5 separate regions of the Mus musculus genome follow, and all the other regions are linked to region 1. A link is a loop called in an ENCODE intact Hi-C map of the cell type or tissue named here. Cell type or tissue: left cerebral cortex. All regions are shown on one strand. Region 1 holds the start of S100a7a (S100 calcium binding protein A7A). Region 2 holds the start of S100a1 (S100 calcium binding protein A1). Region 3 holds the start of Ints3 (integrator complex subunit 3). Region 4 overlaps Ints3 (integrator complex subunit 3). Region 5 holds the start of Snapin (SNAP-associated protein).

What was found. A loop is a pair of places that touch in the nucleus more often than their neighbours do. Peaks named below come from ENCODE experiments on the same cell type or tissue, not always from the same donor. Only the 100,000 strongest peaks of a DNase experiment are listed, where the experiment ranks them.
Region 2: a loop joins it to region 1, with 3.0 times the contacts of the local background. A loop is called at or near these places in 9 of 42 quality-filtered maps.
Region 3: a loop joins it to region 1, with 3 times the contacts of the local background. A loop is called at or near these places in 2 of 42 quality-filtered maps.
Region 4: it touches region 1 in a loop (4-fold over the local background); 10 of 42 quality-filtered maps call a loop at or near these places.
Region 5: a loop joins it to region 1, with 10 times the contacts of the local background. A loop is called at or near these places in 11 of 42 quality-filtered maps.

Annotation. Positions count from the first base shown.
Region 1 is chr3:90,650,505-90,655,504 of GRCm38, forward strand. S100a7a (S100 calcium binding protein A7A) reads left to right here and starts at 3,798. Exons shown (of 3, transcript NM_199422.1): 1 at 3,798-3,837; 2 at 4,934-5,000. It also overlaps the pseudogene Gm19739. In left cerebral cortex, a CTCF peak has its summit at 2,575 (motif pointing left); a DNase peak (open chromatin) is centred at 2,568; H3K27ac peaks cover 346 bases.
Region 2 is chr3:90,511,746-90,516,745 of GRCm38, forward strand. It overlaps S100a1 (S100 calcium binding protein A1), which reads right to left and starts at 2,585. Exons shown (of 3, transcript NM_011309.3): 1 at 2,456-2,585; 2 at 251-404. The coding sequence starts at 391. S100a13 (S100 calcium binding protein A13) reads left to right here and starts at 2,690. Exons shown (of 4, transcript NM_009113.5): 1 at 2,690-2,720; 2 at 3,013-3,274; 3 at 4,105-4,297. The coding sequence starts at 4,145. In left cerebral cortex, a CTCF peak has its summit at 2,697; DNase peaks (open chromatin) are centred at 711, 2,166, 2,644 and 3,176; H3K4me3 peaks cover 2,347 bases; H3K27ac peaks cover 2,427 bases.
Region 3 is chr3:90,430,471-90,435,470 of GRCm38, forward strand. Ints3 (integrator complex subunit 3) reads right to left here and starts at 3,166. Exons shown (of 30, transcript NM_145540.3): 1 at 2,334-3,166. The coding sequence starts at 2,480. In left cerebral cortex, no CTCF peak of the experiment used is centred here; DNase peaks (open chromatin) are centred at 2,444, 2,641, 3,195 and 4,113; H3K4me3 peaks cover 2,683 bases; H3K27ac peaks cover 1,488 bases.
Region 4 is chr3:90,410,523-90,415,522 of GRCm38, forward strand. It overlaps Ints3 (integrator complex subunit 3), which reads right to left. Exons shown (of 30, transcript NM_145540.3): 4 at 4,971-5,000; 5 at 4,636-4,720; 6 at 3,008-3,074; 7 at 679-823. Among named protein-coding and RNA genes, the nearest start is that of Ints3, 21 kb to the right of the region's middle. In left cerebral cortex, a CTCF peak has its summit at 2,308 (motif pointing right); DNase peaks (open chromatin) are centred at 2,308 and 3,624.
Region 5 is chr3:90,488,626-90,493,625 of GRCm38, forward strand. Snapin (SNAP-associated protein) reads right to left here and starts at 2,388. Exons shown (of 4, transcript NM_133854.3): 1 at 2,207-2,388; 2 at 1,923-1,969; 3 at 1,529-1,647; 4 at 1-968. The coding sequence starts at 2,349. The coding sequence ends at 867. In left cerebral cortex, CTCF peaks have their summits at 2,405, 2,605 and 2,879 (motif pointing right); DNase peaks (open chromatin) are centred at 2,440 and 2,876; H3K4me3 peaks cover 1,158 bases; H3K27ac peaks cover 955 bases.

The DNA.
Region 1 (5,000 bases):
ATGAGAACCACCTGTTTGGTAGATTTTATTGATGAGATGATTTAGGTTCTTAATATTTAATTTTGGGTTCTTAATTATCTTAGATATAATCTCAATGTCTCTTCACTATTTGGTTATTCCTTTGCTAGGCAGAGGCCTCTAGATTCCAGACGATCTCATTTCTGACTTCTTGCTGTTATTTTCTGAGCTATGAGAGTCCCTTTGAGAATGTTCTTGCCTAGTGTTTCTTCCATGTGTTCCTCCTGCAGCTTCAAGGTTTCAAGTTTTACATTAATGTCTTTGGCTCATTTTATAACTGACTGTTAGAAAAGATAAGAGATAGGGACCTATCTGAATATATAAATTGCTTTTGGTAGGATGGCCATTTTCACAATCATCCTACTATAAATCCATGAGGGTGAGAGGTCTTTCCATCCCCTGATATCTTTTTCAAATTTTCTTTGGTGTTTTAAACTTTTCATTGTACAGGTCTTTCATTTTCCTGGCTAATTTTTCTTCAAGATATTTTTGAGGCCATTAGTATTTAGAATTATTATAGAAATGTGTGAGCCAGGCATGGTGGTGCACGCCTTTAATCCCAGCACTCAAAAGGCAGAGGCAGGCGTATTTCTGAGTTCCAGGCCAGCCTGGTCTACAGAGTGAGTTCCAGGACAGCCAGGGCTATACAGAGAAACCCTATCTTGAAAAACAAACAAACAAACAAACAAACAAATGTGTGTATTAATTTCTGTCGTTTTGTTAATTTTATGGTCTTTTCTATCCTAGCATTGTTTATTTGTGTTTATTCTTCTCTCCATACTGAAGTATTCCTTCTGGAAGCCTCTGTAGAACTGGTTTAGGAGTCATAGGTTCCTTTAATTTGTTTTTATCGTGAATTATTTTTACTTTTCTTCAATTTTAAGATATTAGACTTTTTATATTGCAGCTCCAATACCCTCTCTCATTCTGTGTTTCTAATGTTTAAAATATAATACAGCATGAAAATTTTATTTTTTTGGTCTTATCTATTTGGTGTTCTATAGACTTCTCCTGAATAGACAGCTCTCACTCCAGGTTTGGGAACTTTTATGATTTTTTTTTTCATTTTGAAAGGGTCTATATTTTATTACTGGACAAACATCCTAATTTAAGACACGAAAAGTCTCTAGGTAGGACTGATTGATGACAATTCAGTATAAATCCTCAGTCTTGCCATTGTGTGAATCCTTACAGACCCAGCTCCGTTCTCCTCCAGTGTCTTCTCTTAGAGTTGTACCTGATTTTGTTACCAGTTTTCATCTGGATCTACTGAGGAATAGGGCGATTTTGTTTTTGTTTCTTGGCCAGGAATCGTTTGATTCAGAAAGTCTTGTGAGAAGACATGGCGAGAAACCGAATCAAGAATAGCGCACACGATGGCGGAGGAATGGAGAAGAGAAAGGCCAGGACTGGAAGAACGCGATTAGAAGTCCTTCTTTTATGATTTACTGAACATATTTTCTATGTCTTTGCTATGGCAATCTCCTTCTATGCCTCAGAGGTGAGATTTTTCTATGGTGTTCTCCAAATCTCTCTCTCTCTCTCTCTCTCTCTCTCTCTCTCTCTCTCTCTCTCTCTCTCTCTCTCTCCATATATAGGCACTATGTGTATATATACACACATAGTGCCTGGGGAGTCCCTGGGGCTGGTATATGGTGAGTTCCAGAGTAGGGAAAGGGGCCAGAAGCAGGTGGTGGTCCCTGAAAGCAGCCTTAAGCGTGTGCGATCTTAGAGGATGGGGCCAGGAAGGAAGTGCAGGTAGCATAACCTGGTGTCTGAATCACTTTTGGTGCAGAGAGAGTCCCTGGAGGAGGTGGGTTGTGATCAGGGAGGGAGACAGGCCAGGGGGAGGTGAATAGAGTCCCTGGGGGAAGTGAGGTGTGATCATAAAGAGAGAGGCCAGGAGGAGGTGCAGAGAGTCCCTGGAGGAGGTGGGTTGTGACCAGGGAGGGAGACAAGTCAGGAAGAGGTGCTGGCATCTGGCAAGCAGCTAGTTATTGGATCTTCATTCCACATGTGATAACTAGAGGTGAAATACAAAATACTATAGAGTATTTGTATAAATACTGAAAGTGTTAATTACATGATTTACCTGTGCATCTAAATTATAGACATTACAGTGGTGAATATTTTCTTTCTTTTTGAGTATTTTCTTAATTATTGCTTAAAACCGTTAGCTAGTCTATTTCTTGAGATAAATTACCAGTGAATGATGGACAAATCAAAGATATTTAATAAAGTTTTTTAGGGTTCTAGCTTGGCATTTCCAAATAGTTGAGAAAATTGAGCCATATTTTTAGCATAGAAAGACAATAGGGGTTTGATAAGCCACTTGTCTGTTGAGGAAATTGTGTCGTTAGAGGAATGCAAACTGGAAAAGGTACTAGGTTAAGTATTTGCTATTATTAAGTGTGTCTTTATGCTATGGTTGTTGTGGTGCTGGGACTGAGCCCTGGGACTCTAGTACACTTACTCTGTACCTTCAATTTCTGGGGAACTTTCTGGGATGCAGAGAAGACTCTCAATCAGTTGCTTGATCTTTGGCGCCACCTTCTGGGAGATACACTCATCAGCCTGCGCGGTCCTGTGTGCTACTTGGGCTGAGATGGTCAGACAGAAGCTGCCACTGAGAGAAGGCTTGTACTGGGGTGAGATGAAGAAGGAGAGTTAATTTTCCCTTCATAGTTAAGTGGCATTTGTGTAGAGACCAGATGTACAGGTCTGGACTAAGAGTTATGGTCTACTAAGAGTTAGTTCTAGGTTGCAGTTCGTTATTTCCTAATGGTCTAAACTGATCCTAGCACTGTGTGTGTGTGTGTGTGTGTGTGTGTGTGTGTGTGTGTGTGTGTGAGAGAGAGAGAGAGAGAGAGAGAGAGTAGGTCTTGACCTCCACACACCATCCAGTCTACTAAAGCAATATCTTAGCTCTTTAAACTTAGAAAGTCAAGGTTCCGCATTGGCTAGGTGCACAGAGCCTTTACCTTTCATGTGTTTGCTACCCAGAGCTTTGCCCTTTTAAGCATGCATGTGTACCATGTCAACTCCATGTCTAGAGCAGGCCGTACTGTTCCATCCCTCCAAGCCTTTGCTTGCACAGTCCCCTCTGCCAAGAGCTACTCTATTCTCCAGAGCAACTCAACATTTATTTTCAAGACACTGCTCAAATAACACCTCCCTAAGTTGTCTTCCCCAATTATTTTTTTCTGGGAGGAGGTGGCCCTTGATGGGTACCCTGATTGTCCTATACTTGCCTAGGGCACATGGTGTCCATGTATAACTGTCAGCCCTGTTCTTCAACCCCATCCTGTGAGCAAGCTGGCCAAGTGTCTTATTCATGTTGCCTAGTAGAGGGCCTGACATGCTGAAAATACTCATGAAATATTTGTTGATTGAGTGGATGAATGTGATTCATTACTGTGGACTTCAGAGGTTCACTAATTGAGGGAGGGTGTCCAAGGAAGCTGTTTTTAAGGATGTCCCTGGGGCTAGGAGGTGGGGTGGGATGGTGAGCTCTGATTGGAGGCAGTGGATGTATAATGAAGCCTTGGTGATTCTTAGGTTTTTCAGGTCCTGGAGGTGGGTCCCTAAAGCCAGGAGTATGACGATGTCATTCCAGGAATGCAGTTAAGGTTTGGTCCTGCTGTAGAAGAACCCGTGGAAAGCCACTCACTGGCTGTCATAAATGGGTGGGCAGGGAATGGGCAGGATGTCTAGCATGGTAGAAGTTCCCCTCCTCAGAAGTCTGCCTTTTGTCTGATTTCCAGGATTGTACAGAGGCCAGGCTGTGGATGCTGAGCAGCCCTGCACCAAGAGCAACAGGTCAGTGTCTCCTTCAAGACGATCTCAGGGGGTGGTATGGGCTGTGCTGGGTATGTGCAGCTCTTAGAGAACAGAGACCCTTAGCTTGTATGTTATGGAGAACATGCACAGTATGAACAAGTGCTCCAACAACAGAACTGTGGCCTCAAAGTGGTTTAAAATCCCAGAGGACAAGCGTGTCTTTGGGCTTGTCCACAAATACAAGAATTCAAGGCCAATTCTAGGTGTAGCAGCTGTGTAATTTTGGTAAATTCCCTAGCCTCTTTGGATTTCATTGTCCCTCCAGGAGAATAGGGTCATGATGATCAACTCCTCAGGGTCCTGTGAGGATTAAATGGGATGAGGTTTGATACTTTGCCTATCATCTATCTGGTCCAGAAGAAGCGGAATGTATGGTTGATATGATTGTTGTTTGCACAGGGTTTAGGGAAGGCTGTTACTTCCTATCACCTCTATGGAGTGAGTGGCCATGGGCATCAGATGGACAGTGCATAGAGTTGTGAGTAGGCCACAGGATAGGGCTCACAAGAGCATAGACTTATGCTGGGGTGTGTGTGTCAACGCCTAGAGAAGATAACATGTCAGTGGTGGGGACAAAGGTGCCAATGGCTGTGCTGTCTGTCTGTATATTCCAGTGAGAAAACGCACGAACAGCACAATGCCCAGTCTGATTCTCCTGCGCAGTATAATTACCTTAATGTTCTGCTGGTCCCATCAAGTAGTTTATTGTAGGGGAAGGGATCTTGCCTCTTTGAGGATTTCCACATCGTCATTGTACACAACCAAAACAGTGCCTTGCTTCAAACCATCTTTAGTTTGTTCAGATCTTGACTATTAGCAACGAGGAGACCACTCCTGGACCCAGGAAGGCCCTCAGTTCCAGTGAAGGGACTCACTCTTAGTTCAGGCAGGAAAGCTTGTTGCGGGCAGAGCTACTGAACCAAATTCACATGGGACCAGCAGGGGTCCAAGGAGGCCTCTTTCTGATGCAGCACAGGGAAGTGGGTGGGTGGGTGGGCGCGCGGGGTGGGGGGAGATGTCTCCAGGAGGAAGAATCCCTCCAGTTAGCAGACCTGATTCTTCTTCCTCCTTACAGACTCTCCGCTGTCCCAGAGCCTCCTCCTCTGCTCTGCAGATCTGCCTGTACCCTGAAGGGTCCATCA
Region 2 (5,000 bases), 140 kb before region 1:
CATCTGTTGTCATACATGATTGTCTACATTGTGACAAGCTGGGAACCTTACAGACTTTCTTTCATTTAATTAAAAATTCACACACAAAATCATTTTAGGGCACAGCGATGCCTTTAATCCTAGCACTCAGTGGGGGAGAGAAGCAGGTAGGTCTATTTGAGTTCAAGGCCAGCCTGATCTACATAGCAAGTTCCATGCCAGCTGGGGCTACATCCCCTTCCTCCACCCTGTACCTCAATCCTGTGCTTACATCCAGGAAGCCAGAAAGTTCAGTTTGTAGCAGGTCTTTCAGTTCTTTCTTGCTCAGCTTATATTTGTCCCCTTCCTTGCCCGAATGGGCATGGAACACATTGATGAGGGTCTCCATGGCACTCTCCAGCTCAGAGCCCATTTCAGCAGCACACCTACCCATTCCCACAAAGATGGAAGTGAATTATAAACCAGATTCAGGACATCTGTGGTCTGGGTAAGGGAAATCTTCAGCCCTGGCCCTGGATTCGCTCAAATAGCTGCGAGATGAACCTCATTGTACTTTATCTTTCATTCAGATTTTGCAGTGTAGGAGAAACCCTAGCACTAAATCTGGTCCAGCGTTTTGGGTCCCTCTATCATTTCCCCGTCAGAGGGAGTCAGGGATAGGCATGGAGATGAAGCAATAGGAACTGGACTGTCTTCAGAAGCCTGCAAAAGACATCTGCAGTGGCTGACTCAAGGCTGGGGAGCGGGAGGGGAGACATGGGTGGACACAGGACCAGGCAGGCTTCGAGCTCTAGTTTTACCTTCCAGGCCTGTCACAGTTAAGCTTTGTTGTTGCTACTAAGTGGGCTACGATCTCCTCTGCCTACCCCAGGAAGAAGTCTGATACCTTTGGTGAGCTGATGGGGGGTCAGTGAGGAAGAGGTGTCTTACTGTTCCCAAGCTTCCTGTCAGCAAGCATGGCTCTTCCTCTTAAGATACCGAGGATTCAGCCCAGGTCCCTTTGGCTACATCTCCATCTTTTTGTGCTTGGGATTTATTTATTTATAGCAGGGTCACACTCTGTAGCCTGTGCTGTCCTGGAATTAGCTCAAGCAGATCCTTAGCTTCTGGGCAGTCGTGTCTCTGTGTGCTGAGATTACTGGTCTGAGTTCCCCCTCTCTCTTCAGCATGCCATTTTGGCTTCTTTGGGGGACGGGGGTGGGGGGGGCGGTATGGCGGTATTCTTAACATGACTGCCTGTTCTAGTCCTTTTCTCTGCAAAATCATCCCTTTCCATCAGGTAGGTAGAAGGAAGGGAGAAGAGATGTCTGAGGCTTTTCCTTGGAGACGAGCTTTGTAGGTGTTCTTCCTGATGCTGTCCATTGCTGCCACGGGCCAGCGTTGGTTCGGTAGCTCCAGTGGGAGCAGGCTAGGGCTGGTTTGTGTTTGATAAAGGGCTGAATGTATGAGGTCATTTGAGCTCAAGGGCTGGGCGAGAGTGGGAGAATGGAGAAGTCTATTGAGAAGAGACTACTAAACTGGGGTGGGGTGGGGGGCTCGATCTTTCGGCCCTGGGAGGGTCATGCCTTCCACAGCCTCAGGGGTTGCTCATGTGTCTCAGCTCAGGTGTCCTCATCCTTCTTCACCACTGAGTATTCTGGACAATGGGTCCTGATTAGATGACATGCCAGCTCTTCAGTGGAGCCCTTGTGACTGTCACCTGAACTCCAGTCACAAGAAGCAGTTGTTACAGAGACAGTGGGAGAGAGAATTCAAGCCAGGCTGATCAAAGGGATAAGAGGGTGCTCAAGGGAGGAATTTGGGCGGCTCGGTTACCATTCTCATCTATGAGGGGCATCTGGAGGTTGCCTGGAACCCTCTAGCAGCTTGGAATTTTATGTAGGGGAGGATCTGGGCTTGGAGCAGTGGGAAACAAAGAGGGAAAAATTAGGGGAGAGAGGAGAGGGGGTCAAGGCTGAGAAAGAAGGGCTAGAGAGGAGGTCTGTGAGGCAGAGATGGGACAGTGCACACCGCCACAGACCCCCTTCTTTAAGAAAGATACCACATGACGTAAGCTCCACTGCTAGGAGCCTTCCCTGGCTCTTGAGAAGGCAGAGAGTGAGGGTGGAGAAGGGGCAGGGACAGCTTTTCTTATTCTTACCCTGAAGGAGCAGGGCTGTATCTCCTCCCTGCCCACACCTAGAGACTGGCGTCCCTGGCAGGAGACACAGGATTCTGTGTAGGAAGACCTGGTAGCCTGGAAGCTGGGTGGCGCCCTCATTCACCACACGCTCCCAGCTCTCTGACCTTCACTCACCTCCTCTCACTACTTTCCAAACTTCATCATCCCTAGTTCCCGAACTGCTCTTTCCCTTGACCGACTCCTCCCGGACACCACAGTATCCTTTTCCAGGGCTCTTGGGGTCCTTCTGAAGTTCCCTTTCTTCCAGGCTGGCTAAGCCAGAGAGACCTATCCTAAGCAGGGTAGGATACTCACGGTTGGCCTCGGCCTGACGTCGGAACAGATTCTCGACAGAAGGGCACGCTGCAAATGTGGCCACTGGACCGGTGTGAGGAGACCTGTCTTTTAGTCGTCTTTCCCTACCGACCTCCTCCCCAACGGCTCCACCCCTTCACAAACGACACCCAAAGGGCTAAGGGCCAGGAGTGGACAGAGGCGCCCTCTGTCTCCCAGGAGGGAAGGGGCTGTCCTGTGTTTCTTTCCGTTCTTGCTTGCACCACCTCCCTGAGCCTAGCGGGAAGTAGGTGGAAGGGAAGGAGGTCGAGGGAAGGGTGCTATGGTGCTGGGTGCTGCGGTGCGGGCTGAGCAGGGAAAGGGAAGGATTCTGCCCAGGAGTGCTTAGCCTGTGCGCCTCCGACAGGGGCTTCTGTCTCGGAACTCAGTGAAGAATTTCAATAGGAGTTCCACTATGGGACCCTTAGTCTGGGGCTCTCCGAGTGCCTTTGGATCTCTTTGCCTTCTCAGAAGGGGATTTTTCAGTGCTGAATCCCCCAAGTATATTTTGTTTGCTTTTCTTTTTAATCTTTTTCAAGCAGCAGTAGCAGTCCCTCTAACACAGACTCCCAAGTAGCCCTCATAATTGGGAGGGATGAGACCCTGTGGTCCTTCCTGATCAGGCTGTGTCCCAGTCGCGTGGCGCTGTGTTGGGATGGCTAGTGACAGCAGGGGCGGTCCCCTCAGCGGAGGCGGAAACTTGACACTTCAGACTTGGGAGTGGCTCTCGCCTTGCCTGGTGCTTATAAACTTCAGCCTCAGGGCTCCAGATCGGTTAGCTGCATCCCACCTTCTTTCCCGGTGAGTTACTTTTCCTGACTGCAGAGAACCTGGAGACCTTCCTTTCTTTATCAGCTCCCGGGTCCCTCCTTCCAAGCGGGTTCAGGCAGAGATTCAGGAAGTGACTTTAGGAGAGCAGGCAACGGTCCCCGGAGGAGTATGTGGGTGGGTGGACAGACAGAAATGAGGGGACGAGTGGGCATGTTTCTTCCCTTCCTGGACCCCCGAAGGCCCTGGTGTCCAGGCCAAACACTTTGTGGGTTGTGGATGTGAGGAGTTTGAAGAGTCCCTTTCTAGATCTTGTCAGTCATGGACAGTAGCAGGGAAGGTCGGTGGGTTCTTGTGCTGAGCAGACTCTGACCTCCATAGCCAGAGGTAGGGAGGGTATGGGGCAGAGAAGATGGATCTGGCCCAATTGAGCCAGCCCTGACCTCAATTGGGCCTTTGCCAGCTCTAGGCTTCTCTACTAGGAGCCTTAGCCAGGATGTGGGGAGGGTGGAGACTCCAGTCTCAATACAAATCAACATTGGAGACAAACAACCTCCTGACCTTCAGGCAGGGAGTGACAGAGAGAAAGGACCATTAGAACAGAGCCCCTACATGGGATGTTAGCACATTCAGAGGACTCCAAAGGAAGACTGTCACAGATAGAGTGGTTGTCCCATGGAAGGATCACTACAGAGCCATCCCTAAGACAGACACTCCAAAAGGGCACTCAGATAGAGATGATTTCTGATGCGAACCTCAACTGCAATACTGTTGGAACAGACAGTATTGTCATTACCCTTCCAGGCAGCCACTTCACCCATTCTTGGATCCTTGATTCCCCTGGTCTGTTTCTTTCCTGTCAGGTCAATCTGTGTGGACATCAGCTCCTGCTTTGGTATACTGATGGCAGCAGAGACTCTGACTGAACTGGAGGCGGCCATTGAGACTGTGGTCTCTACTTTCTTCACCTTTGCAGGGCGGGAAGGACGCAAAGGCAGCCTGAACATCAATGAATTTAAGGAACTGGCCACTCAGCAACTGCCTCATTTGCTCAAGGTTGGTAGAGGGCTCTAGGTCTGGGCTCTAGGTCTAAGATTTTCTATGCACGCCAGGTGATGACACTGAACAGGTAATGTGACAGAAAACAGTGTGAGTGACTGCATGTTTAGGTGGTTCTGTGAGGTAGGTGCCTCAGGTAGGTGGTGTGTGTGTGTGTGTGTGTGTGTGTGTGTGTGTATGAGCAAACATTCTGTGTTGTTGCAGTTGGGAACAGGCTGTTGTTGGGCTCTGTGCTTCTGTTGAACAATGCTGTTAAGTCCTGCCTATGTCTCTCTGGTCTCATTTTCTCAACATAAAACTGGACCCAGACTTGAATTCTCGAAGATTTACAGACAGTAAAAACTGAAAGGAGGCTTAACAAAAATAAAACTATAAGCCAGGCATGGTGGTGCATGTCGTACGCCTGTGATCCCAGCACTCAGGAAGTTGAGGCAGAAGGATCAGGTTTTGAAGCCAGGTTAGGGAGACTCTTTCTCAACAAACAATACATAAAGGTATAGTGAGCTATACTTTTGGTATACTCAGGCCTGTAAGGAACACCTATGACTACTTTCTACTCCCTGTGGTATCCCCTTAGTAAGGGAATCATTCCACAGATATGTGTGTGGAGGGGTTTAACTTACTGACTCTAAGTTTACATCCTATTCTAGTCTGCTAGCAGTTTATTTTACATCCTTTATGAAAATTCACAGGCATGTAA
Region 3 (5,000 bases), 220 kb before region 1:
CCTTTGTCTTTCAGCTGCTCTGATGGAAGGATCAGAGACAGTCAGTCACCTACTGACTGTTTACCCTCTGAGCTCTGGTGCTAGAATACCAGGCTCAATACTTGACAGTCAAAGTGGTCACAGTTAAGTTCCAGATGTAACTGGAAAGTGGTGGTGCACACCTTTAATACCAGTGCTTGGGAGGCAAGCGGATCTCTGAGTTAGAGGCCTGGTCTACAGAGTGAGTTCCAGGATATCCAGGGCTACACGGAGAAACCCTGTCTTAGAAAGGAAGGAAGGAAGGAAGAGGAAGAGAGAGAGAGAGAGAGAGAGAGAGAGAGAGAGAGAGAAGTTTCAGACTAGACAAACTACTAGATACTATCTGAAAAATAAAACAGAGCTGCAGAGAGGCTCAGCAGATAAAGAGCTTTGCTGTAGAAACATAGTGACCCAAGTTCAATTTGCAGAACCTGCAAGAAATTGAAGGAGAGAACAACCCCATAAAGATAATTCTCAGACCTCTACATACATTTCAGAATGTGCACACCACATACATATGTCACTCACACACACACAAAGTTTTAATTGAAACAGGAAAAAAATGTAGCTGGGTAGGACAAGGTGACACAGTGGTCATGAGCCTACAATCATCTTGCCTCAGTCTCTTTGGAGTGTTGGGATTACAAACCTGTGCCTGGGCCACCGTGCCTGGCTTAGAAGTACTGTTTACATTTCTAATTATGCCTTCTTGATTAGAAGAAGAAAAAGGAGGAGGAGGAGCAGGAAGAACAGAAATAGCAAACTTGTCTAAATGCTTATAGAATTATACAATGAAAACATAACTCACTTTCCAGCCAGCCAGACGTCTGCTGGCAGATAAACCACACAGTTGCTATAAGACCAGTTTGGTTCAAGTTCACTGCTTTCTTTTGAGACAGGGTCTCTGTAGTCCTGGCTGTCCTAAAGCTTGCTATGTAAACCAGGCTGGCCTTGAACTCAGAGATACTCCTCTGCCTCTAGTGCAGGCCCATAAAGTTTCTTTTTGTGTGTATGTGCCATCATCTTGCGATCTACTGTATCTTCTTCTTCTGCCTTTTGTTTCTGATGGCAAGATCTAGCTAATGATGCCCCAGCTAGCCTAGAACTCTCTACACACTCACCATTCATCCTCATTCATATTCTCAGTCTATCTCTCTCTTTCTCCCTGACTCAACCTTCCAAGTGCTAGGATTACAGATGGGAACCACCACGCAAGGCAATCTCACATTTTTTCAACTCTGAGTTTACCTGCCTACTCTGGCATGTGATAAAGGACTGTGACATAGTGTCAGGGAAACAGCCTGTGAGTGAGGGGACAGGGCCTGTTCATTTCCTCCCCCTATCCTTGGGTAACCATGGAACTGAATGCTTTAGGCTTTACAAACAGTTCAACAATCATGCCTCCGTCTGTCCTACATCCTAAGTACGTCTTCCTGTGTGTAAGTTGTGGAAGTGGCTACACAGATCATCTCTAGTTAGTCAAGCACAGGGTGAGACCAAGCAAAGAAAAGGAAGGGACAAGCCTCCTCACTCATGTTCTGTGTCTGCCTGTCGTTGTTTTGTTTTGTTTTGTTTTGTTTTGTTTTCTGAGGCTGGGTTTCTCTCTGTAGCCCTGGCTGTCCTGGAGCTCTCTTTGTAGACCAGGCTGGCCTCAAACTCACAGAGATCCACTTGCCTCTGCCTCCCGTACCTCTCCTTCGTGTGTGTATGTACTCTCTGGTACTAAGGAAAGCAGTCCCCTATATACTGGCTCACCCCACTGCTATGACTGATATTACCAAACTAGATACTACTTACTTGTAAGTCTTCACTCACTCTATAAATGCTCGGTTAAAATCACTGACAAGTGTCTGTATCCACACACAGTCAATGATACCATCTAAGAAGAGGGGCCAAGTCTGTAGGAAGTTGCCAATCCTCAGACACCTGCCTGTAAACACATATATACTTTTCAACTTAACACTCTCAAATAGGGTGGATATTTTAGATAGCTATTGGTGTGTATGTGGGAAGAAATGAAAATAACTTTGGTCAGTACTGATGCTACATCCCTTCTGTAACCAACACCCCTCACACCCATTTTCTTAATAGCGGCAGCTGTTACTAGGGCAACCTGTCCAGGAAATTGACCCACACTTCTTCCTCCAGAAGCAGGAAGCAAGAGCAATGTTTCTGCCTTACAAAAAAAAAATAATAATAATAATAAATAAATAAAATAAACTTGAAGGCCTTTTCTCCCCACCCCCACCCCATATGCGATCCAGCATCCCTCCTCAACCCAATTCCTTACTCCCTTCCCCACCCCCCACACCTACCTCCTCTAACTCATCCTTGGCATCCAAACTGGTTGAAAGTAGCAGCCTCCCCCCTCCTGGGGCTCCTGCTCCCGCTCCTCCTCCTCCACCTCCCGCTGCTCCTGATGCAGCAGCTGCTACGGTCCCCTTTCCCTTCTGTAACTCCATGGCTGCAGCCAAGAGACCAGAAGAGGTCAAGGGAGTAGACGGGTGTTAAGTCCTAGAAATGGAGAACTCTGGCTTGCCAAGGACGAGGAGCAAGAGGAACAAGTGGGAGGGAGGCCGACAGGCCTGGCTTTCCGCACTCTTGCCTCCTCTCCTGCGGAGGGGGAAGGCGCGGGTTCTCTAGATGCTCCCTCAGGAGTGGCCGGGCTGGGGCAAAGCTTTTGCGCAGAAGTATGGTAGACTAAGGGTCTTGTGTCCTGCAGGGAGATAGGCAAGGCTGCCACCCTTGCAGAAGTGGAGGGGGAAACCCTCTGGCTTCTTATCCTGAAAGGAGGGGAAACCCTAAGTTTCTGCCTCTCGAGGCGTGGGAAGGAGTCCTGGCCCTGAATTGGGAGTGGGAAACCTTCCCGGCGGGATTGGGAAACGCGGTTCCTTGGAATCCGGCCCCTAGCGGGTGAGGATGCAGCAGGAGCGCTATGGGAGGACCAGCTTCTCCCCACACCACACAGAGGCGGCCATGGTGGAAGGGCGGGGGAGGCTGAGAGTGCCCGAGCGGGCAGAGTCGTCGCCGGCGCCGGAAGTGAGCAGTCGCGGTCCCGGGCGTCCGCCAATAGCGGCTTCCGCGGTGGCGCCAGGTCTCTAAGGAGTAAGCCGACGACGGCGGACTGGCCTTTTCCCGGGCTGCCAATTGTAGGGAGAAGAATTGAGTCTGGTCTGACGGGCAACAAGTGTGCCCAATCGCATCCTTCCTCTGCATCTGGAGGCGGGACGGGAGGTACGGAGTGGGTGCTACTGCTGGGCGATCCGGAAAAAGCCGGGCTGCGCCTGCGCGCGCCAACACGCATGCGCGACGTTTCCCTCTTGCTCCACTCCCTACAGGTGTTCGGAACGTTGTCCTTGGGTAGTAGGCTGGGAGGATGGAAACCTAGCCCATAAGTGTCTATTCAGGAAAAGGAGCTGCCGAGTCCCAACCCCTACGCAGTCGCGTAGCAAACGCCCTCAGGGTCTGAAGCTACTTCCTGAACTAAAAATGCTACACGCGGCCGATTGTATGAGCTCTTGGGTGTGCAATTATTAGTAACAATTTGAAAACAAAAAAAGTGCATTGATTCTCTAGTGCAAACCAAATAGTTAGAATCGTACCAGCACTCGCTTTAACACAGTTTACTAAGTGATGGGACCTCGTCTTTTGAGACTCTGGGACTGACAAATGTCACTGAAGCCTATTGTATTTACACACACACAATCCATTGAGAGTTGTGGTTTGTTGTGATCATAGTAGGGCTTGATTGTATGAGAGTTCTTTTACCGTGCGTCTCTCAACAGAACTTTTCATTTTTAGGCGTATGAGCCTATTGCTGTCCACAGCTCTAAGGTGGGTGTGGTAATATATGCCTGCCATCCTAATACGTGGGAAGCTGGCCCATCAAATTCATGTTCCCCTTCCGTCCCCCATTTGTAGATATAGGCCTATTTTCCTGCACTATCCATTTTCAAGGCCAGTGGGCAGGTAAATTGTTAACAATGTCCTTGGAAGAATTCCAAGTTCCATAGCTACTGTTTTGGGAGTGAAGCACTCTTGAACCCAAGCTGGCCTCACTTTTGTGGCATTCTTTCTGCCTCCCAGGGACTTCTGTATCCTAATTACAAATAAAATAAGACCCGGACTGGCCGATCTCCAAATACACTTCTGGCATTCTACAATCCTCCTGAGTAAGCTTTGAATAACTTCTAGGTAAAGGACTGATTCAGCCTCGGAACTACAAACAAGTCATTACAATAGCTTAATATAACCGGGACACATGTATTGGATGGAAAGAAGAAAAAGAAAGGGCCGGGCGTGGTGGTGCACGCCTTTAATCCCAGCACTCGGGAGGCAGAGGCAGGTGGATTTCTCAGTTCGAGGCCAGCCTGGTCTACAAAGTGAGTTCCAGGACAGCCAGGGCTACACAGAGAAACCCTGTCTCAAAAAAACAAAAAAAAAAAAAAAAAAAGAAAAAAGAAAAGAAGGAAGGAAAAAAGATGTATAATACTGAATATTCTTTCCATTTTTTTTTTTTTTTTGAAGTGTACTGGGTTTGTTTGTGGTACTGATGATTGAACTCAGGAATTCAAAATAGGTAAATGCCCTGCCAGGGAACTTCCATGTGCTTTTTTTAATTTTAAAAATTCATTTATTGTTTTTTGAGACACTTGTTCCTATGTAGGTAAGGATGACTTTCCTGATCCTCTCAAGAGTTAGGACTGCATGTGTGCACCACCACAATTGTGCTTTATAGCATCTTTAAATAAGCACTGTATAGTGTAGTGGGGGCTGGCGCTGGGGTGCTTGCCTTCCATCTGCAAAGCTGCATTCACTCAGGAAGTGGTGGCGCACGCCTTTAATCCCAGCACTTGGGAGGCAGAGGCAGGCAGATTTCTGAGTTCGAGGTCAGCCTGGTCCACAGAGTGAGTTCCAGGACAGCCAGGGCTACACAGAGTAGCCCTGTCTTGAAAAAAAAACAATAATAATAATAATAATAG
Region 4 (5,000 bases), 240 kb before region 1:
AATGACATGTGCCTATACAATTATGTGAATGCATTTTGAATTTTTTTTAGAGAGATTTTTATTTTATGTGTATCAGTTTTTGCCCACATGTATATATGTGCACAACATACCTACAGAGGCCAGAGGAGAGTGCTAGGTCCCCTGAAACTGGAATTCTATATGGCTGTGAGCCACCATGTAGGTGCTGAGAACCAAATCCGGGTCCTCTGTGAGAACGGCACCTGTTCTTAACTACTGAACTCTGATCTGATATTTCTTTTAACTAACTTTTCCTATGTAGTCAGTGTCCTCATAGCTTAGAGTTAGAATATCTTTCTTGGGAGAAACTATAGTAAATAATTCGTAACCACCCAAGTAAACACAACAATTACTTCTGGGGGAGGTGAGATTCATGTAACAGTGGACACACAATAGCAGCTGTCTGTTGTACAACAATGTAAGCTGGAACGGACCAGAAAAGCCCTGCGGATGGTGGCATTATATCTGACATTTCTAGGAGCAGGGGGTATTCCACTCCGGTTCCCTGTCCTTTGCTCCTGAGCTGTCCAGGGATGATGAAAATACCACATCTGAACCACCTGCACCCCTAACAAGGTATCTCTGGCCCAGAAGCATAAAGGCCACACGGACACCACATCTTGGCATCACTTCCTCATACTGTTTGTCCTGTTCCCTTACCCGTTCCCGAAGCAAGGAGATGCAGAAGTCAACTTCCTTCTGCCGAAGGGTCTGGAGCTGGGCAGTCCCATGGTGGTCCACAATAAGTCGGAGGTACGTGTACACAGCCATGGCAATGAGGATGCTGCTCTTCAGCACCCACTCCCTGCAGGAAGGGAAGACACTGCACAGACTGCTTGCCTAGACCTCCTCACCCTCATACTGCTGTGATGACACACACTGAGAACGGCTTCTGGCTTCTGAGGGTTTCACTCTGGCTGTTATACCCGACTATGAGTTGACTAACAGGTAAAGGTAACTAATTTCCCTCACCAGACAGATGCCTCACTAAGGTAGGTACCAAATGAAATCAGCCTCCTATAACATAAATACATTCACAGCTACCAATAAAGTAGCTGTGCTTGTTAACTCATTCAACCGCCAGAGCATATCATAGCTGAAGCGGTGTATGTTAGGCTTGGGAGAGAGGTAAGCTCCATTTTTCCTGCTGAGCTATGGAAAGTGTTTTCGGTCAGTAGTTCTCTTAAGTATGATGCAAAGACCTCTGGGGATTTCTAGGACCTTTCCAGGCCCTGGAGTTCTTAGAACACATTGTGCTGTGCTGTGCCTCTACCAGGTTTATTACGACAGCCCCCAAACCACAAACCTTTCCCAGGTTCTAACCATTCACCCCACCCTCAGATAATTAGTTGCCTGCCCTAACCCAAAATCGGGGAGGATTTGGGGGTGTAGGGGAGACATCTGATTTTAGATGGCAAAGCCCATTTCCCCAGTTTCAGAATTTCCGTGGAAAACAGAGTGATAAAAACATTATCTGTTTCCCGCTGCTTCAAAAGGGACAAAGGTAAAGGCTCAGTGGGGAGGGTCTAAGTGCCAAGTCGGCTGTAATTGCTTTGACACCCCTGCTGAAAGGCAGGGAGCTAGAGGAAGAGTTTAATTAATATAACCAGGCAACTTCCTGATTCAGGAAAAGTAATCAAGCTACTTAATTAACTAAAAGGCCAAGGCCTCTTCTTTTCTTCTTTCTTTTTCTTTTGTGTATGTGTGAGCTGTTTTTTGAAACGAGAGTCTTGCTATATAGCCCAGACTAGACTTGAATTCAGAGTAATTCCCCTGCCTCAGCCTCCCAAATGCTAGGATTATATGCATGCACTACTAGGCCCAGTACTGTCCTTTTGTTTTCACAAAATGGAAATGCTAGCCAAGGACATGCACTTCCTTTTACCCCACATCCCTGAAATACTGGGAGAGGTTAGGAAAACAGGGTGGTAAGCAGAACACAGGCTTCAGTGCCAAGGTGTTCCCTTTCACCCAACGTGTGAAGGCTCAGGCAGCCATGCGGCTGCTGTGTGACCCTGCATGGGAAATTCAGCTACAACAGAATCTGACACGAGGGACATTATGAGAAAAATCACTTTGGAGGAAGGTCACTAGCAGAGGCACAAATGTGCCATGAGGATGGCACAATGAAGAGGAGAAGCAGATGAAAGGGAGAGCCTCTCACCAAAGACAGCAGAGAAACACAGAGACCAAGAGAAAGAAGCAGAGGCCAAGTAAGAAACTCCTAGGAAGTCCCACTGCTAGTGTGATGACCAGCCCCAGGGCAGCTGCATAACTGGATCCAGGCCACGAGGTGGCACTACAGAGCAGGGCTGGGCAGAACATAGCTCTCGATTATGAAGAAACCATCCTTTTAATCTGAAATGAATATGAATTTTAGGCCTCTCAGTCATTTGGCTACTTGTTGTCTTTACTCAGAAAGAGTCACTAAAAGAAGTGATGCAGAAACTGGGACCCTATTAGCATCAAGGGGAAGCCACAAGCAAATTTACATACTAGAAGGGCCCTCACACAGCCCTTCACTTTGTTGGAGAACAGGAGCCAGAAGTTCAAATGTGGCCCCATGTCACTTTATAGCAGGATTCTCTGCTCCCTAGTCACCTACATTGGCCCTGTGACATTCCAAAAAAGAGCATGTGCTGGCCTGAGGCTGGGAGGGAGGAGCGTATGGTACCTGCCAGGCTCGTGTGGTTGGCTGGCCCCTCTGCTGAGCTCATTTCCCTCTCAGTCCCCCCAAACATAAACATTCCAAGGAGGTCTGGGTCAAAAATAAACCCTTATCAGATGAGACCAGATTTTCTGGGCTCTGAGATATTTTAGCAAGCGCCTTCTTTCCCATTCCTCCATCTTTTGACCTTAGTTCTCCATCTGCCACCATCAGGCCTGCCACACCTTCCCCTGGCCTCAGAGTGCTCTGAGCCACCAGCCTTTCTTTCCCATGTCCCATACTCACACCCCTCACAGCCCCACCCTTCATGGGAGACTCTACCTCTGCTCCGTCAGGATATCCAGGACACTTTCTGCCAACCAGATATTTTTGGCTGTAACATCGCCACCTGATTTCAAGGGGTGGGAGGGGGAAGAATCAGAATACAGTAGCTCTAATTAGCAACTCAGCTAATCGAATAAATCTCTTCAGTCATCCCGATGGTCCACTCTCCCACCACTATTGCCCTGAATGCTAGAATAAACCGTTCTCTCTTTTAGGATGTAAACATTTTCCCTTTGCCTTGAGAGAGAAAGAATGTTCTAGAACTGCTGCCCTCCCCCCCAAACCAGAGAGGATGATATTGTTCTATCCACCAGAACTGCAGAGGTAATGCTTTGTCCTTGAAAAGTGATGACTGAGAAAAACAGACCTTAGACGCCCCAGCTGAAAAGGCGGTATCTGAACCAGGGCCTAAAAGATGCAGGCAGCTGAGAGCAGCTGCAGTCTACTGTCTGAGAGTCAGGGTGGGATTCAGCATTCTGACAGGCTAAGGGATATCTATACACCAGCCTTTGGATCTTGCCACTGAAATCCCTGGAGCAGAATTAAAATGCAGTGTTGCCAGATAAAAATATTGGAATGAGAAATGGGGCTGAGAGTGTCAAACAGTTAAGAAAGTGCCAAGAAAGAATAAAAATAAATACTCAGCACACCAAGGCTACACATTGCTCTGGATCTCAGTGAAAAACAAGGTTAGTGTTCACCTAGTTGCATCACAAAGATTAGGGCCATACATGTGACGCAGTGACATCAGTGTAAAGAGAAAATCCTGAAGAAAATGCACAGCACAGCCAGGTGCCAAGGCAGGTAAGAAGCTGTCGCAGGAGGACTGTGGGTGTAAGGCCAGCATGGGCTACATAGCAGGACTTGTTTTATTTAAAAAGAAAAGGGGGGTGGGGGGGAGGGAGGAGCTGGACACGGCATACTCCAGAGGTGGAGTGCTTGCCCAAACTCACGAGAACTTAGGTACAGTTCTTATCGCCACAGGAAACAGAACCCAGACGCTGATGGTGAAGCAGAGCCACAGAGTTGGCCTCATTTTTATCTATTATTATTAATACTTTGCTTTGTTTCTTGTTTTAATCAGGAAAACAAAATGCAAACAATCTCAAAGCAGGAGAGGTGGCCTGAGCAGACTTTTCTCATATTCAGTATTTCAGAAAGATGTCACGGATTCGAAGATTAGAAAAACCCTAAATGTCAGGGACTATTCCGTGACACTGTCCCTCAGACTAGCTCCAAAATGCCAAAATCACTAGCGACCCAGTGTTTAGAACAGGGGCAGAGTCGGGGAAAGCAGAAAGGCAGAGAGCAAATGGCTTCACTCGATTCTCTCTGCACCCCCTTCCTGATCTAGCATGCTGCTCAACTCGAGAGAGATGAGTGGCTAACACAGACCAAACCTGGTCAGCTCTTAAGTTAGCAGGAAAGAAACCAAGGCAAGACTCACTAATCCAAAGACCCCTGTGATTTTCTGATCCATTTTCTTCTGCAACATATGTGGCCAGGAGACATCTACACTAGGGTCCAAACCGTATCACTTGAGTTCCTCACGGGTACTCAGCCCTTGCTTAGACTTATCTCTGGGCTCCTTCCCTTTCTTCTAGTGCTCTAGCTAGCAAGCTTACCTGCAATCTGCTTCATAAATGTCATGCAAACGCCATCAGCTCCCAGAACTCCACTCTTTACTAGTTCCCGAACCAACCACACCAACTAAAGGAGAGAAAAAGACATTCAGAGCAGAGATGTGAATTTGGAAAAGGAGCCAACTCAATTGTGCACAGTTTAGATGCACAGTAACAGAGCTGCCTCCCCAGCCTCTCTTTAGAAGGTTCACCTCCAGCCTACACCTCTGAGCTGTTTTCTTTTCTTGTTTGGAGCTGGAGCTTGAATCTAGGCCTTGTGTGTGCTAGGCACATGCTCTAGTGACCCTCCAGTGCCCCCTCTTTGCTTTTGGCCTCACCTGAGTACGGCAGGTATCTTGCAGCTTCAA
Region 5 (5,000 bases), 160 kb before region 1:
GGATGGTTGTTTTGCCTGCATATATATCTGCATCATATGTGTGTGTGTGCTGGGCCAAAAGGCCAGACAAGGGCATTGGGTTCCCCTGGAGCTGGAGTTAGAGGCTGCTGTGAGTCACCATGTGGGCGCTAAGCACTGGACGCCATCTGGAAGAATCACCAGTGTTCTTAACCATTGAGCCATCCCTCTAGCCCTTAAAATATGTAGTCTAAACAAAAAAAAAAATCGCAAAAGCTTAGGACTCTTAGCTGTCAAGGCTCTGCCTTGACCTTGGATCCTCGCTATCTGGCATGCTCTCCTTGGGTAGCAATGAAGGCAACAGTTGCGAAACTTGTTAATAGGAGTTAACCTAAACATTATAGAGTGTAAGATGATCCTGGAAAGGTTATTACCTTCTGAGAGGAACTGTGGTGAAGCAGAGGGGGAGAAATAGGAGTATACTTTCTCACTAAATCTGGTGTTTTCTCAATTTTCTACCACACGATGCCTAATTTACTTAGTATTCTTTGGGGGAAATATATAGAGGCTTGAGCCCGGCACTCTGACACATGCCTATTATAATCCCAGCATTCAGGAGGCTAAGGCAAGAGGACATGTTTGAGGCCAGCCGGGACTACATACTGAGATCTTGTCTCAAGATTAACAAAACCCAAAAGGTAGAGGCTCTTTCTTGGATGGACAAGCTGTGATGGAGGTTCTTTAGGAAATAGTCCTGCCGTACGCATGTTTCTTGAGGCGGCTACATGAATGAGTACATAGTGCAAAAAAAATCAAAGGTCTACAGAGACTTTCCTGGAATCTTCTCGTGTCTACCAGACAAAGCCGTTGGAGAATTGTACTTGTATACTCAGGTCACGGGCCCGTGCTTATTTGCTTGGAGAACCAGGAGGGTAAACTCCTGAATCCAGCATAGCTCTCCTGCGAGCTGTTTCCTTGGCCACGCTGTGGTTTAACCGCCTTAGTCGTTCCTGTAAGACAGGAAGATGGGGAATCTAATGACTGCTGTAAAAGGTTTTAACTGAGTCCCCTCTGCCCCTGTCCCCAGACTGTTTTTTCTCTGTGTAGCCCTGGAACTTGCTCTGTAGACCAGGATGGCCTCAAACTCAGAAATTTGCCTGCTTATATGTCCAGCTGGCTTTGGCTCTTTTCAAGCCAGCCCTTTACGTTAAAATGGACTTGTAAATGACAGCCACTAGAAGTTAAGAATTAGAAGTTAAGAATTGGCACTTGTCTAGTTTGAGGCCTAGTAATGGGGTGAGGGGAATATGGGCCTTTATTATCAGATTAGTTAACACCACTCTTTTCCCCCATAGTTGCTTCACAGTGTTGAAGACATAAAGCAGGATAAACAAGAAGAAATTTTTTTGAAAGAGGGTCATGCTATGTAGCCCTAGCTGATTTGATAGTCCAGGCTCTGCTCAAAGTTCAAGCCATCCTTCTTGCCTTAGCCTACCAAATGCTGAAACTACAGCATGTACCACCATGCACTGCTGGGATTATTATTATTATTACTATTTTATTATTTTACCTGTGCATTCTGTAAAATATTGTTGACCAAGACAACTCGTCGCCTGGCATTAAGCAGCTTCTTAACATAGGGGTCCAGATCCAGGGCCACTTTCTGATCCTCATTGATCCGGCACAGTTCTGGGAAGAGGAAATGGGCAACCAACATCTAATGGCTCATTTTTTGTTCTTAGGGAATGGAAGAGAGGAATGGGATGAAAAATACTCTTGCAGTCTTGTGTGGGCCACAGACACCTTCCCTTCTTCCATTCTGTCCTAAAATATCCCCAGAAATTGGAGTCCTTGGGTAGTTCTGATATTGAGAAGCAAGTGACAGAAACTTAGCCTAAAACCTGGGGAAACAAAGTTCCCGAAAGTGAGATCAGGGATTCTAGGTATCCTGGCTGCTCACTCACCTGTAGCTAGGTTGTCAATTTGTTCCCGGAGCTCTACTTGGCTTTCTCTGCAAAGTGGTACAAAAGTCTACAACGGTCAGTGACTGGGACGCGGGAAACGAATTCTACTTATTCCCCAAATACTGAGACAAGCCAACCTCAACTTCAAGGCCTCACCCAGGCCCTTCCGCCTATTTACCCAGTCTCAACATCAGTGTCTCAAGAATGTATCTAGTATTTCTTCGGGGCCCCGCCCCTACAAAGCCAGTTCCCTAGGCCCCGCCCCCAGCAACCCGGTCCTGCACCTGACCGCGTGCACGTGAGAGTCGAGCTGCTGCACCGCGGGTCGCAGGAACTCCAGGAGCCCCTCGGCAAAGAGGTCGCGGCCTGTGGGCCCCGCCACTGGGGTCCCGGCCCCTGACACAGCAGCGGAACCAGCCGCGGCCATCGCGAACTGCCCTGACGCCCTCAGCCTGCCGCGAGGGTCGCCGGGAACTCCAGACCGCCGCTGTGCACCGCGAGAGGGCGCTTAGATATACAGCCCAGACGGCAGTGGGATAGCTGGGAAATGGAGTCCTCAGTGAGCCCCGGCAAGCGGGCCGGGACCAGAGCCTCTTCTTCCATGGGCCTGTAGGGGGCGGATCTAGACTTCTGGAGATAGATTGCCCTGTAACTATGTAAACCAGGCTGATCTTTTCTTTCTTTCTTTCTTTCTTTCTTTCTTTCTTTCTTTCTTTCTTTCTTTCTTTCTTTCTTTCTTTCTTTCTTTCTTTCTTTCTTTCTTTTCTTTCTTCCTTCCTTCCTTCCTTCCTTCCTTTCTTTCTTTCCTTTCTCTCTCTCTTTCCTCCTCCTCCTCCTCTTCTACTTCTTCTTCCTCTTCTTCCTCTTCCTTCTTTCCTTTTTAAAAAAGATTTATCATATGTAAGTACATTGTAGCTGTCTTCAGACTCGCCAGAAGAGGGCATCAGATCTCATTACAGCTGGTTGTGAGCCACCATGTGGTTGTTGGGATTTGAAGGTTGCTGTGTTTTGAACTCAGGAGCAGTTAGTACTCCTAACCGCTGAGCCATCTAAGTGCTATTGTCCATAGCCTTCTCCATGGGAATTGATGAGAAAGCCATGTAATATTCATGTTAAGGGTTCTTTCTTTTCTCTCTCTTCCTCTCTCCCACTCCCTCTTTTTTTTTTTTTTTTTTTTTTTTTGCCCTCTCCCCATCTATCTCCCTCTCCCTCTTTCTTGCAGACAGGATTTCTTTGTGTGGCCCTGGCTGTCCTGGAACTCACTCTGGCTGCCCTTGAACTCCAGTGCTGGGATTAAAGGTGTATCCCACCACTGCCCTCGAGTTTTATTTCTAAAGATTTGCTATTTTTGTTAGAGAAAGTCCTGCCGTGTTACCAAGGCTAGCCTTGAGCTCACAAGCTCTGTTTTTTTTTTTCCATTTTTTATTAGGTATTTAGCTCATTTACATTTCCAATGCTATACCAAAAGTCCCCCATAGCCACCCACCCCCACTCCCCTACCCACCCACTCCCCCTTTTTGGCCCTGGCGTTCCCCTGTACTGGGGCATATAAAGTTTGTTTGTCCAATGGGCCTCTCTTTCCAGTGATGGCCGACTAGGCCATCTTTTGATACATATGCAGCTAGAGTCAAGAGCTCCGGGGTACTGGTTAGTTCATAATGTTGTTCCACCTATAGGGTTGCAGATCCCTTTAGCTCCTTGGCTACTTTCTCTAGCTCCTCCATTGGGAGCCCTGTGATCTATCCATTAGCTGACTGTGAGCATCCACTTCTGTGTTTGCTAGGCCCCGGCATAGTCTCACAAGAGACAGCTACATCTGGGTCCTTTCGATAAAATCTTGCTAGTGTATGCAATGGTGTCAGCGTTTGGATGCTGATTATGGGGTGGATCCCTGGATATGGCAGTCTCTACATGGTCCAACCTTTCATCTCAGCTCCAAACTTTGTCTCTGTAACTCCTTCCATGGGTGTTTTGTTCCCAATTCTAAGGAGGGGCATAGTGTACAAGCTCTGTTTTAAGTCTTTCAAGTGCTGGAGTTACAGGTCTGTGCCACCATGACAGGATTTAAAGTTAAGGGTTTTTTGTTTTGCTGAAATTTTTGAGGGGGGCTTGAAACCAGGGCCTTGTGATTGCTAGACAAATGTTCTGCTGAGCTATAGTCCTACTGTACCTTCCCTCTACCCCCACCTCACTTTTTGAGATAAGGTTTCACTAAATTGCCAGATTGGACTTGAATTTGCTTTGTAGTACACACAGGCCTTGACTATGTATGTGATCCTCCTGCCTCAGGTTCAGGCTTATACCAGCTTTAGCTTCTAAAGTTGTTTTTGATTTGTTTTTCAGTTTTATTTTGTGTGTGTTCATGTGTGTGTGGAAACCTTTGCCATGGCATATGGGTAGAGGTCAGAGAACAATTTGTGAGAGGTCAATTCTCTCCTTCCATCATGTGGGTCCCCAGCATTGAACCTTCAGGTTTGGCAGTAGGCCCCTTAACTTTCAGAGCCATTTTGCTGGCTCTACCTTTTTGCTTTGTTTTGTTTTTTGGTGTGTATATGCAGGTGTGAGGAAAGGTATGTACATATTAGGTTCCTAGGGAGATCAGAGGAGTTGGTTACAGGCAGTTGTAAGCTGCTGACAAGGGTACATGGAACCAAACCAGGTCTCTGAAAAAGCATCATGTCCTAAGCCATTGCTTCAGCTCTCTGACAGATTGCTGTAAAAATCACTACTTGAAAACTAGGTGCAGGTGTGTGTGTGCCTGCGTGTGAGAGTGCTCAGAGACAAAAAATCCCCTGGGGCTTTGAAGACAGGAGTGTTGGATTCCCTAGAGCTGGAGTTAACAGGAGCTTCCTGATATGGGAACCCATCTGGAGACCTCTGCAAGAGCAGTAAGTACTCTTAAATCACTGAACCATCTCTTTAGCTTTTTCTCACCCAAGAATATTCTTAATGGCATCAAATATGCACAAAATTGTATATGCCTTAAAGATAAATGGATTTAAGAGTGAAACCCAGATATAGACTAGGACAGGGATGGCTAGGGTACTGGTTAGTTCATAATGTTGTTCCACCTATAGG